Regions from separate parts of the Mus musculus genome. Here region 2 is linked to region 1. The links are chromatin loops, found by intact Hi-C in ENCODE. Cell type or tissue: left cerebral cortex. All regions are shown on one strand. Each heading gives the region's core, and the rest is flanking DNA. Links, peaks and the distances in the headings are about the cores only.

Region 1 (5,383 bases), core at 68-5,067:
TCTTAAAGACTATCTAAAAATCAAAGCTATGACATAAATCAGAAAGAATCCCAGAGGGACTTGAAGAAATGCTGCCCTATGACAATGCAATATCATTCTAAAATGGCCATTTATACAGAAGTTAGAATGGTGATTTTGTATAGACATCTACATAAAAATCAATAGAAAAGAAACGTGGACAAGAAGCAGTCCAGGACAAAGGTGATGGCTGTCAGGTAAGTGTGTGCTACCCAAGTGTAAGAAGTTTTTATCTCTAGCACCTAGATCAGATTAAATAAATAAAAATCTACCAATAAACAAAAATTCTGGATAGTGGTAGAACATTAAGACCTTCTGAGCATAGGTTCCTACGCGACCACACAAGCCACATATTAACAGCACTGATCCTAGCTATAATTAATGTACTGGTATCCTCCTTTCCCCCTTAAGTACGATTCCCTACTAACCTGCCTGAGATCACACTGCCCTCGGTTAGCTGGGCTAGCGTGTGTGTGTATATGTGTATGTGTGTGTATGTGTGTGTGTGTGTGTGTGTGTGTATGTGTGTGTGTGTGTGTGTGTGTGTATGTGGTCCATTTGTGAAGTAGTCAGTCAGCTTTCATCCTTGGTGCTCCTGATCCCTGAATCTGATTTGTTTTCCTTCTAAATCCTTACTACCAGCTGTCATACTACATACTACACTATATACTACACTATATATGTATATATGTACACACAGACACATATATGTATATACACACACATTTACTGTGTGTCCCCCTTGCTAGCATGCAATGCACAGAACTGCAGACTTATTTAGTTTGTATCACTTCCAATTTCCAAGCCAGCCGCTGTTACCTATGCTTGCTGAGAGAAGCAAATGAATCAGAGAATATACATAATATGCATCTGGTAGGCCCATCCACTCAGCCAGCTCATGCCTGTCCAGTCTTTGCATCACACAACCCCTAGAGCATAAAACAAGCCCACAGCCTCTGCCTCAGAGCACCCCCTGTCCCTGAGGGAACAGATGTTTGGGGTGTGCTTGGGATCACGATGGAGTTCTAAAGTACCACCACACAGAATACCATGAGGTCGTGTGCTGTGGGGAAAGAATTCTTTTTTAAAATCGCCTTTACTAGTTGGGTGTTAGTTGGGTGTTGGTAGCACACACCTTCAATTTCCACACTGGTGAGGCAGAGGCAAGTGATCTCTTCAAGTTCCAGCCTGGCCAACAGGCAGAGTTTCAAGATAGCCAAGACTACATATAAAAGGATTCTGTCTTGAAAAAACAAAAACAAAAATCAGTTGGGTAGCGGTGGTGTACTCTGGAGGCAGAGGCAAGCGGGTCTCTATAAGTTCAAAGCCCAGCTTGGTCTTCAGAGTGAGTTCCAGGGTAGCCAGGAGTACACAGTGAAACCCTGTCTCGAAAAACAAACAAATAAAACAATAAACAACAACAACAAACAGTTTTCCTAGGGCACAATTGCCATAAAATAGACTCAACCCTAACTTCACAGCTAGAGGAATGCAGATATATGTGTATATGTGTATATGTGTATATTAGCATTCTACAGAACTTTAAAATTATGCTTTAAAAGCATACTGTTGCACTTCCTAAATCACTCACATTTATTTATCCATTTATTTATTACCTCTTTATTTACAGTGTGCGTGTGTGCGTGCAGCTGCACACTGTGGCCTGTGTGTGTGGCAAAGACAGCTGGGGGAGTCTGCTCGTCTCCTCCCGTGTGGGATGAGGGGAAGCTAGCACAGACTGTCATGTCTGAGCCATGACGCTGGTCCGACATTAGCACTTCAAGTCGCAGGTCTGTAGTGTTAACAAGCACACTGCTGTGCACTTTGCCTCTAGAACCCTTTCATCCTGCAGAGCAAGCTTGTGCACAGTCAACTCGGTCAACGCCAGTTCCCTTTTCCCCCTCCCTGGGGAGAAGATTCTTTTTGAGTCACCCTTGTAAGTAGAGCGTTCAGGATATTTAAAGAACTCCTGAAAATGATCTCAAAATACAGCTGCTTCCAAAAAGAGCCAGTGAATCATTCCGGGCTCATGAGAGTGCAAAATTTAAAAACACCACTCAAGTTGACAAAAATGGAGAAGGGATATTCAGGAACTGCTGTGTTGAATACTCCTCTGCCCAGGGTTTGAATGGTACGGCCAGGCCTGCATCCCATTCTTTCTGCGTCAGCATGGTCTCCAGTGTTCTCTCCCTTCTCCAGCAGGCTGCAAGCACCAGTGATTATGAGCTGGGTCGTTTTTTTTTCTTTCACAGTCTTTTTCCTGGCCTCCCCAAACTGGCTGACCTAGAAACCCAAGAGAGGGCTCCTCAGGTCTCTAGTGAGTCTGTTTGAGTCTGCTGGCCACAATAGCCAGAGGAATAAACCTGTTTCTCGGGAGTGAACTTCAGTTACAAGGCTACTTGACTTCTTTCTTAGATCATCAAACAGCCCAGGGAGGTGGGAGCCAAATTCTCAAGAGGCTTCAAGCTCATGTTCATGCCCCATTCTTCTCTAAGAGCCCCCATGTAGAAGCATCCCAGGGTCTGTTCTTTTTGGCCACCGTGAATCATGTGGGCTTTCCTGGAAGGATCTCCATGGTCAGAGAGAACTGCTCTAAACGCCATAATTACAAAGTGGAAAGAAGTTGGTTAGTTTTACTCAATGGGGACTAACATGAGAGATAACAGGCCCTCCTGGCAGGTTTTTGATCAGGGATATGAGGTAGCTTAAATTTGTAGCATGGTAGGATATGGAGCCCATGGCTAAGCAAATAGATGTCCCTGCCACCTAACAACCCAGAGTTTGATCCCTGGAACACACAGGGTGGAAGAACAAAACTGACCCCCACAATTTGTCTTCATACCTCCATTTATATACTATATAACACACACACATTAGACACCATCAAACATCTACTAGTAATAAAACATTTATTTCTACAAATTTTTGATACATATAATTTTTAACATTTATTAAACACAAAAGCAAAATTGCATATTAATGGCACTAGTGCTATTCTGTCTGTATAAGGAAGTGTTGGCTGAATGTCCAACACTGCAGACAGAGAGGGGGCTCCAGGGTTTTTCAGAGGTGATTGACATTTCACTTTTACAGTGCTGAGATGCCATTTGCATAACTTAGTAACATAAAATGACCAGAACATGTTTAGGGCCATTTCAGAAACTGTTGGGAATTCTCTCCAAATCACAAGTCAAATTAATTTAATTTTTTTACTCTCTTTTTAAAGATTTATCATCTTAACCATGTGTAGGTGTTTGTGTCTGTGTCTGTGTATGTATGTGTTTGTGTCTATGTGAGGGTGTTAGAAGTAAGTTTGAGGTCACAAAAGAAAGGGCCCACCGTTCCAACTGAAGTGTCTGGACAGGCGAACATTGCTCTTGATCAAGAGGGTGCTCTCAGAAAATCAAACACACGGAGACAGGAAGTGTATCTAGTTTTTATTCTAATTTCAGGTGGTGGCTGTGTCTCTTCCCCATTGGCTGGGGTCTGACCTCACAATCTTATTCAGTTGGTTGGCTAGTCCGAAGAGAATTGGCACACAAGGGAGTTGGATGAAGGGGAAAGGAGGTGCTGCTCCAAGAAGGGGGTCACTGCTCCAAGAAGGGGGACACTGCTCCAGGACATAAATTCCTAGAATAGAGCAAAGGTTTTCCTGGGTCACAGTAAGTAAAACACTTGTGTGAACATCTTATAATGTGTGGGAGATAAAAATATTTTAATTCACTGGGCAGTGGTGGCACACGTCTTTAATCCCAGCACTTGGAAGGCAGAGGCAGGTGGATTTCTGAGTTCGAGGCCAGCCTGGTCTACAGTGTGAGTTCCAGGACAGCCAGGGCTACACAGAGAAACCCTGTCTTGAAAGAAAAAAAAATTTTTTTTAATTCCTTGTCCTTGTTTTATAGTATTTGACAAAAAGACTGGTATTTGATATTTCTTACAGATGTATGTGCCGGTGCCCTTGGAGGTCAGAATCATCAGATTCCCCCGGGTCCCAGGTGAGTGTGAGCTGCCCAGTGCGAGTGCTGGGAACAGATCTAAGGTCTTCTGTAAGAGCAATTCGTACTCTTAGTCACAGAGCCATCTCTCCAGTCTTCTGTATAAACAATTTAAAAACCAGTAATAAAGCCTAAGTCAGCAACTCAAGCCATGGATTTAAAGCCTTTGTTTCCTATGATTAAGTGTTCATGTTTCTCTAAGAGCAGATGACTATGTGTGCTCATTTAGACCTCTGCAGTGCAAAGCATGCAGGGAATCTACCTCATAGTGTTTCAGACCATGTGCGGCTGTGGCTTCAGACCCAAGTCTGCAGTGAAGTTACAAGCACAGCCGGGGTGAGCATCGTCAGCAGTCACTCCATGTGTTAGGTCTTCTATTCTCTGGCCATTGTGCATTCAGAAACCTTTTACCGTTGCTGAATTTCCAGTGAACCTCAACAGTCCGGCTCTATGTAGAAGATCCTAACACAGACAGTAGATGCCCTAGGCAAGTCGCCTTCTGAAGGCCCAAACAGGGGGCTCTCTGGCCTCCAAGGAGGCAATGGGAGACAAATGAATCATCACGCTCCCATTTTTGCTTTCTGACACTTTTCATTTCTGACCGTTTAGTGATTTCTTGTTTTTAATGTCTGGCCTGATTTCTTATAGAAGAGTCAGTGCCTGCCTGTCATTCTGCTGTTAACTTAGAGGCAAGACCTAGTGTCTCCTAAAGGCTTCAGACACTCACGGCCTCCAAAGCGAGTGCTGCTCCAGATCTTAACTTTTGTTTTTGGAGACAGGGCTTCACTATGCAGCCTGTGCTGTCTTTGATTAGACAGTTCTTTTTGCCTCAGCCTCCTGAGAGCTGGGGTTACAGGAGTTTACCACCAGGTCCAAAATGAAAGTTTTTAGACATTTGTGCTAGTTTTCTGTCAGCTCAATACAAGCTAGAGTCCCGTGGGAAGAGAAAGCCTCAATTGAGAGAAGGCCTCCATCACACTGGCCTGTGGGGTCAATCTCCGCCTCCCCCTCCCCCTCTCTACAAGAGTTTTGGGTGGTTTTGTAGTTGTTGTTCTTGTTTTTGGTTAATATTGTCCTAGCTGACTCTGACCTCCTGGGCTCAAGTGTCCTTCCTGCTTAGGGACCCCTCCCCACCTCCACCCCAGTAGCTGGGACTACAGGTTCTCACCCTTACTCCCAGCTATTCAACTTTTATTTATTTATTTTTTAAGATTTATTTACTTATTTTATGTAGGAGTACAATTATAGCTGTCTTCAGACACACCAAAAGAGGGCATCAGATCTCATTATAGATGGCTGTGAGCCACCATGTGGTTGCTGGCAATTGAACTCAGGACCTCTGGAAGAGCAGTCAGTGCTCTTAGCCACTG
Region 2 (5,383 bases), core at 206-5,205, 240 kb after region 1:
GGAAGGGCTGGAGCAGGCAGGTCAATATCTGCTTGAAGGGGATGTTGAGACCCTGGCCACCACATGGTGAGCAGTTGTTCCACAGTGCACTTTCTGCTATGGTGTTCTGTCTCATTACAGGCCTCAGAGCAGTGGAACCAATCAACTAACTAGTGGTTTAACACAGTCATGCCCCTTCAAGCAAAACTCTGATTATATACTTTGGCTTTAATTCTGCTTGGGGATCTACTGCCCCTGTACCAGAAGGCCCTGACTTCCTAATAATGATGACTTTTAATATATGATTGATTCAACCTCAACTCCTCCCATTACCAACAAATTTAAAGCATAATTAACCATGAGCTAATTACTAAACTCCAAACTCTGTCAGCCCACTTACACCCTGCTGCGAGCCCTAACCTACATTGCCCTTCTTAATGACAGCTCTCCCTCATAAAGAATTATAATGGCAGAAGAAGAGTCACAAAGATGCCCAAGGCATACCTAAGGTCTTGACTCTGATCCCAAGGGCTTAAGTCCTAGTGAGCTTAGAATTAACCATAAACTTTGTACAACACATAACATAGCATTAGGATAGCACGAGCCGGATGCCCCTGATGAAGATGGTCCTATCTCACTGCAGCTTTCCTTCCTCTAAGCACAGTGAGAGTGGACTATGTCTGCAGCATGGGCTGTGGCTGCTAAAAGCTGCCTTCACCTTGTGCTGTAAGGGCCAACCCAGGGTCTGGGCTCTGGTTTGCTAGGCCTCCTTAGAGCCCTAGGAGGGGGACATTCACAGAGCACAGGCCCTGGCCGTGTCCTTCTGTCTATGGATTGCAACCTTATCCCTTTTCTTCTGACTCACTTTTTAGGGGTGCCTCAGGGAATCATTTTGGGAGCATACCTTGCTGTTTACCTGCTGAGCATCCCAGACCTTGGGGTGCTTTCAGTAAGCCTTGTGTTTCCTTACTTTTCTGGTTTCCCTCTGGTCCCTGTCACGTTTCCTACCTGTGGCTAAGGTATTACTTGGTCAGACCAGACTACTACTTTGTGGCTGCTTCCTTGCCTTTCTTTCATCCCTGCCTGAACGTAGTCCCAAGACTGATCACAGAAGGAATCTTTCTACCTTTCTTTCATCTTGAACCCCAGTGGCCTCCAGCTGTACTTAGAATGAACTTAGAACTCCTAGGTGGTCTTCAGGACCCTCATTCTAGCCCCTACCCAGATCCTCAACCCATCTTGCATACCTGTGATCTTACTCCTCTGTCTAGCCACACCCCCACTGCAGGAGAAGATAGCAGATATTGGCAACTTATTCTAATTCATTCTCACTGCCCAGGACTCAGCTATCTTGACATCTTAACCCAGGTACTCTGCTCATTATATATCTGGCTTTGCCACAATAGTGGCAAGTACCTATAATCCTAGCACTTGGGATGTGAGGTATGAGATAGTGAGACTAGGTTACATAGAGTTTCGAGGCTAGCCCAACACTCATTGTGAGACTATCTCAGGCAACCAGAACAAACCCCCATGTAGTCAACACTGCAGTCCCAACCCAACCTTTTCTCGGCCATCTTTCTCAATGGTTTACTTCAGCCATGTGCACAGCTCTAGCACTTTGTCATTGGTTCACTTCACCCATGCACACAGCTCTAGCACTTTGTCATTGGTTCACTTCAGCCATGCACACAGCTCTAGCATTTTGCTCACTGTCAGCTCCTTTCTCTATAGTGGAAGCTTCCAGAAAACACAGCTCTCTCTGTTTCGCTCACGGCTGTATTCCTTCTGTTCAAGACACCTTTCTTGCCTGTGCTGAAGGAATGACAGGTTTTCCCAATAGAATGAGTGTATGGCTACATATCTCTGGTAATTCATCCAAGGGTCGGTGGGATAAGAAACGAGCTTCCCTTGGTGGGATGGAATTCAAGTTATATGTTACCCTGGGGTGGAGTGCCAGATCTCTTCCTTTGGCTTCTGGGTAAGAATTTACCAGAGTTCTTTCTTATGATCTTCACCCCATCACACCTGTATCACCCAGCTCAGTTCCACTGTACCATCCTGGTACTTTAGTGCAGTGTCTCAGTGCTCTATGGTGACATCACAGGGCTAGACTGTGACATCACAATGCTCCATGTGAATTCACAATAATGAACTGTGCCATCACACTGCTGCGTTTTTGCCACCACAACATCCCACCCTGACAGCATTGCTGGATGGTGACATCACAGCGTTTATTGTTCTATAACAGTGTGCTACTGTGATATCATAATGTGGTATTGAGTTGTTACACTGCTCCTTTGTGCTATTATCATGCTATCCTTTGACATTAAAGTGCACCAGTGTGTCATTGTGACATCACAGTGCAACAGTGTTCCATGATAATACTGTATTGTGACATCATTATGCTGAATTGTGACATCTTGGAGCATTTCCCTCTGGAGATGGCATACAGTAGAAAGACCAAACATCTTTCTTGTTCTGTCTGGAGTTCTGGATGAAGGATGAGTGTCAGTTTATGTGTCTCTGGGGCACACTTCAACATCAACTTCTGTTCAGGCAGAGCCTTGGGCTGAGGTTCTCCCAGCATGCATTAGGGGAGGTCCTAAATAACTCATCTCCAGAGGGCACCTGTGGAGGCAGGACAGGAGACAGAAGCTCTAGGAGAGATTCAAGGTCATTGTCTATCCCGGAAGGATTTGGAACTAAGGGAAGATTGGCCTCTCTTCAACCTGGCTAGGTGGTAGCTTATGAAAACAAACAAAAACAAACAAATAAAAACTCCCTGCATCTTTCTGTGAGAGGGACTAGACATGGACCCTTGCCTGTCCTGGTTGATGTTAGGATGCCCTCTGGTGGTGACGATGACTGCATAACATCTGCTTCCTAGCTCTACCAGTGATGGGCAAAGTTAGCCTGTACAAGTGCCTGTGCGTGCGTGTGTGTGTGTGTTTGTGTGTGTATGTGTGTGATTTTTCGTTGTGTAGCCCAAATTGACGTGGATTCTAGGCTCTCATACTCATGATTGTAGCCTAGGTAGACCATGTCTTTTACCCTGATGTCCTTACTTGGTTTGTCTATTTGTCCCATACTATTTTGCATAAGTAAGGGGGAAAATGTGATAGCTTCCCACCTTGAACTATGCTTTCCTGAGTTCAGTGGGTTTGGACATAGTTTTTGACGTATTTCTGGTGCATTTTGCACTTCGGTATTTCCCCTTTCTTCTTTTGTTCATTCGTTCATTTGTTCATTCTGTCCTCCTTCTCCCGCCATCTTTTCCTTCCATGTTTCTTTTTTAAAAATTTGAGACAAGGTCACCTTGGATGGTCTGGAAGTCACTATACAGACCAGGTGATCTTGTACTCTCAGCGATCCACCTGCCTCTGCCTGAGCACGGGATTAAAGGCGTGCGTGCTAAGTCTCTCAGCTCTTTTGGTGTTTCCTGTGTCTGGATTCTCAGAATCAAATCTTGACTCCTTTAATGTGAGGCTGTGATCTATGCTGCCCACCTCCCTTTCTTCACTGACCTAATGTATGCAGCATTTATTCTTGTCTCGTGAGGGCTATGCAGAGACTCTTCATGCTGTTTTCCTCAACTGGCAGCAACTACTGCTCTCATTATTGGTTTTAGACTAAAATCCTCACAACCCTGAAAAGACTCAAGAATTATTGCAAAACCCCGAAGGCTGAGGGGATAGCTCACTATCTCTGCCTGTGCTGGACAGGCAGAGAGCATTGAACCTCTGTGACTTATTGGCCAGCCAGTTGAGCCTACTTGGTGAGGTCCAGACCAGTGAGAGACAGACACTGTCTTAAACAGAACAGTGGATGGCTTCCAAGGAAAGCTTAAGGAGAGACACGTGGGGTTGTCCTCTGGCCTTCATATGCACAGACTTGCACACTTGAGTACTCACATACGTGCACATGCGCATGCAAACACACACACCCCACAAGTTAATGATACTGCTCATTTATGAGTAAGCACCGGTACCCATGAAGAATGCTTTCAGTGTGGATGTTGGGTTCGGAGATGGTTGGGGACGTGGGCTCTGTCTTGTCAATCTCTAACTCCCTTAACTGTTCTTTGGCTTTGAGAAATTCAGTATCCTTCTATGCGGGGACACCGAAGCACAGACTATTCTCTTGAAAGGACCCTGATGTTGGATCTAGGTTCATCCTGACAGTTTCATATTATCCTACCTGTGTGGACCTGGCCTCCAAACACTCTCCTTTAGAGGAGCTGGGAGTAGTGAAATGTATTAAGATGCAGTGGGGGAGTGGGTGCCCCCACATTCGCCTATCCAGAAGTTCTGAACAGGGTATTAAACAAGAGTTTTAAATACATGTGGAAAACCCCCCATCTGCTGAACTCAGCCCTTGCCTTCTGAGCTGGTGCCTAGTTCGACAGTGATGTCACCTTTACTACATTCCCAGGCAAAGGCTTGCTCTCATAGTTGTCATTCCTCTGCACAGTACAGGAACTGCTGGGCCAGCTGCAACTTCTCCCCGGGGGGCCTCGGACTTTCCTCTGTCTCTGTGCTCGGTGGGTTTCCTTTCCGGCCAGCCCTAATCTTGCCAATATCAGGAAACAGTGACAAAAGCCGGAGCCAGGGTGTCCTTCAGCTGGCCCCCACATCGCCTTGGCGTGCTGGAGACTCAAGAACAATGGTGCTTGAGAAAGTCTGCCTTCTGTTTCCTCAGGACGGACACCTTCATCCTCACCTCCTGTTTGGGCTGAAGCTGTTTCCCTGGCAGAGACGACTGGCCGGCCACTGGAACTTTTGCCTTGAGAAATGAGGCTTCTCCATATTACCATATAAGCATAGGAGAAGGACTCTGTGCTGTGAACTGGGGAGATAGCTTGTGAACTTGAATTTCTCTGTGTAGTTTTAGGGTTTTTCATTCTTCAAAATAGGAGGACAGAACTCAAGGCCAGCCAAACCTTGCTCTTCCTTCTACATGTCTGTAGGAAGCTAAGGACCCCTACCCAATAGCTCTGTCAGATCTCCTTCAGCACTTCAGTCCTACCTGGGGACAACAGGAGAAGCCCCTGCCTGTCTCTGTCCCTGTCCCTGTCCCTGTCCCTGTCCCTGTCCCTGTCCCTGTCCCTGTCCCTGTCCCTGTCCCTGTCCCTGTCCCTGTCTCTGTCTCTGTCTCTGTCTCTGTCTCTGTCTCTTTGTCTCTGTGTCTGCCCCTGCTCTGTCTGGAGCCACTTGAAGCAGGCCAGAGCCACCCTACCCTGTGCAGCAGGCTTGCTGGTGGATAAAGTTCTCTTGCTCCTGGCTGGGGAGTCTGAGGTATGTTGTGCATTCTCTCAAAGGGGCCTCCTGCAGCTTGATACCATCCCTGCCTCCTCCTCTCTGTGCTCCCACACAGAACATTTTGTGTTTGAATCCTGCCTCAG

The links. A loop is a pair of places that touch in the nucleus more often than their neighbours do. Peaks named below come from ENCODE experiments on the same cell type or tissue, not always from the same donor. Only the 100,000 strongest peaks of a DNase experiment are listed, where the experiment ranks them.
Region 2: it touches region 1 in a loop (3-fold over the local background); 15 of 42 quality-filtered maps call a loop at or near these places.

Annotation. Positions count from the first base shown.
Region 1 is chr2:132,218,312-132,223,694 of GRCm38, reverse strand. It overlaps Gm14051 (a long non-coding RNA gene), which reads right to left. Exons shown (of 3, transcript XR_866753.3): 3 at 3,443-3,648. Among named protein-coding and RNA genes, the nearest start is that of Tmem230, 27 kb to the left of the region's middle. In left cerebral cortex, for the core only: a CTCF peak has its summit at 2,170; DNase peaks (open chromatin) are centred at 904 and 2,014; H3K27ac peaks cover 2,009 bases.
Region 2 is chr2:131,980,201-131,985,583 of GRCm38, reverse strand. No RefSeq gene overlaps it. Among named protein-coding and RNA genes, the nearest start is that of Prnd, 32 kb to the right of the region's middle. In left cerebral cortex, for the core only: a CTCF peak has its summit at 2,835 (motif pointing left); a DNase peak (open chromatin) is centred at 2,826.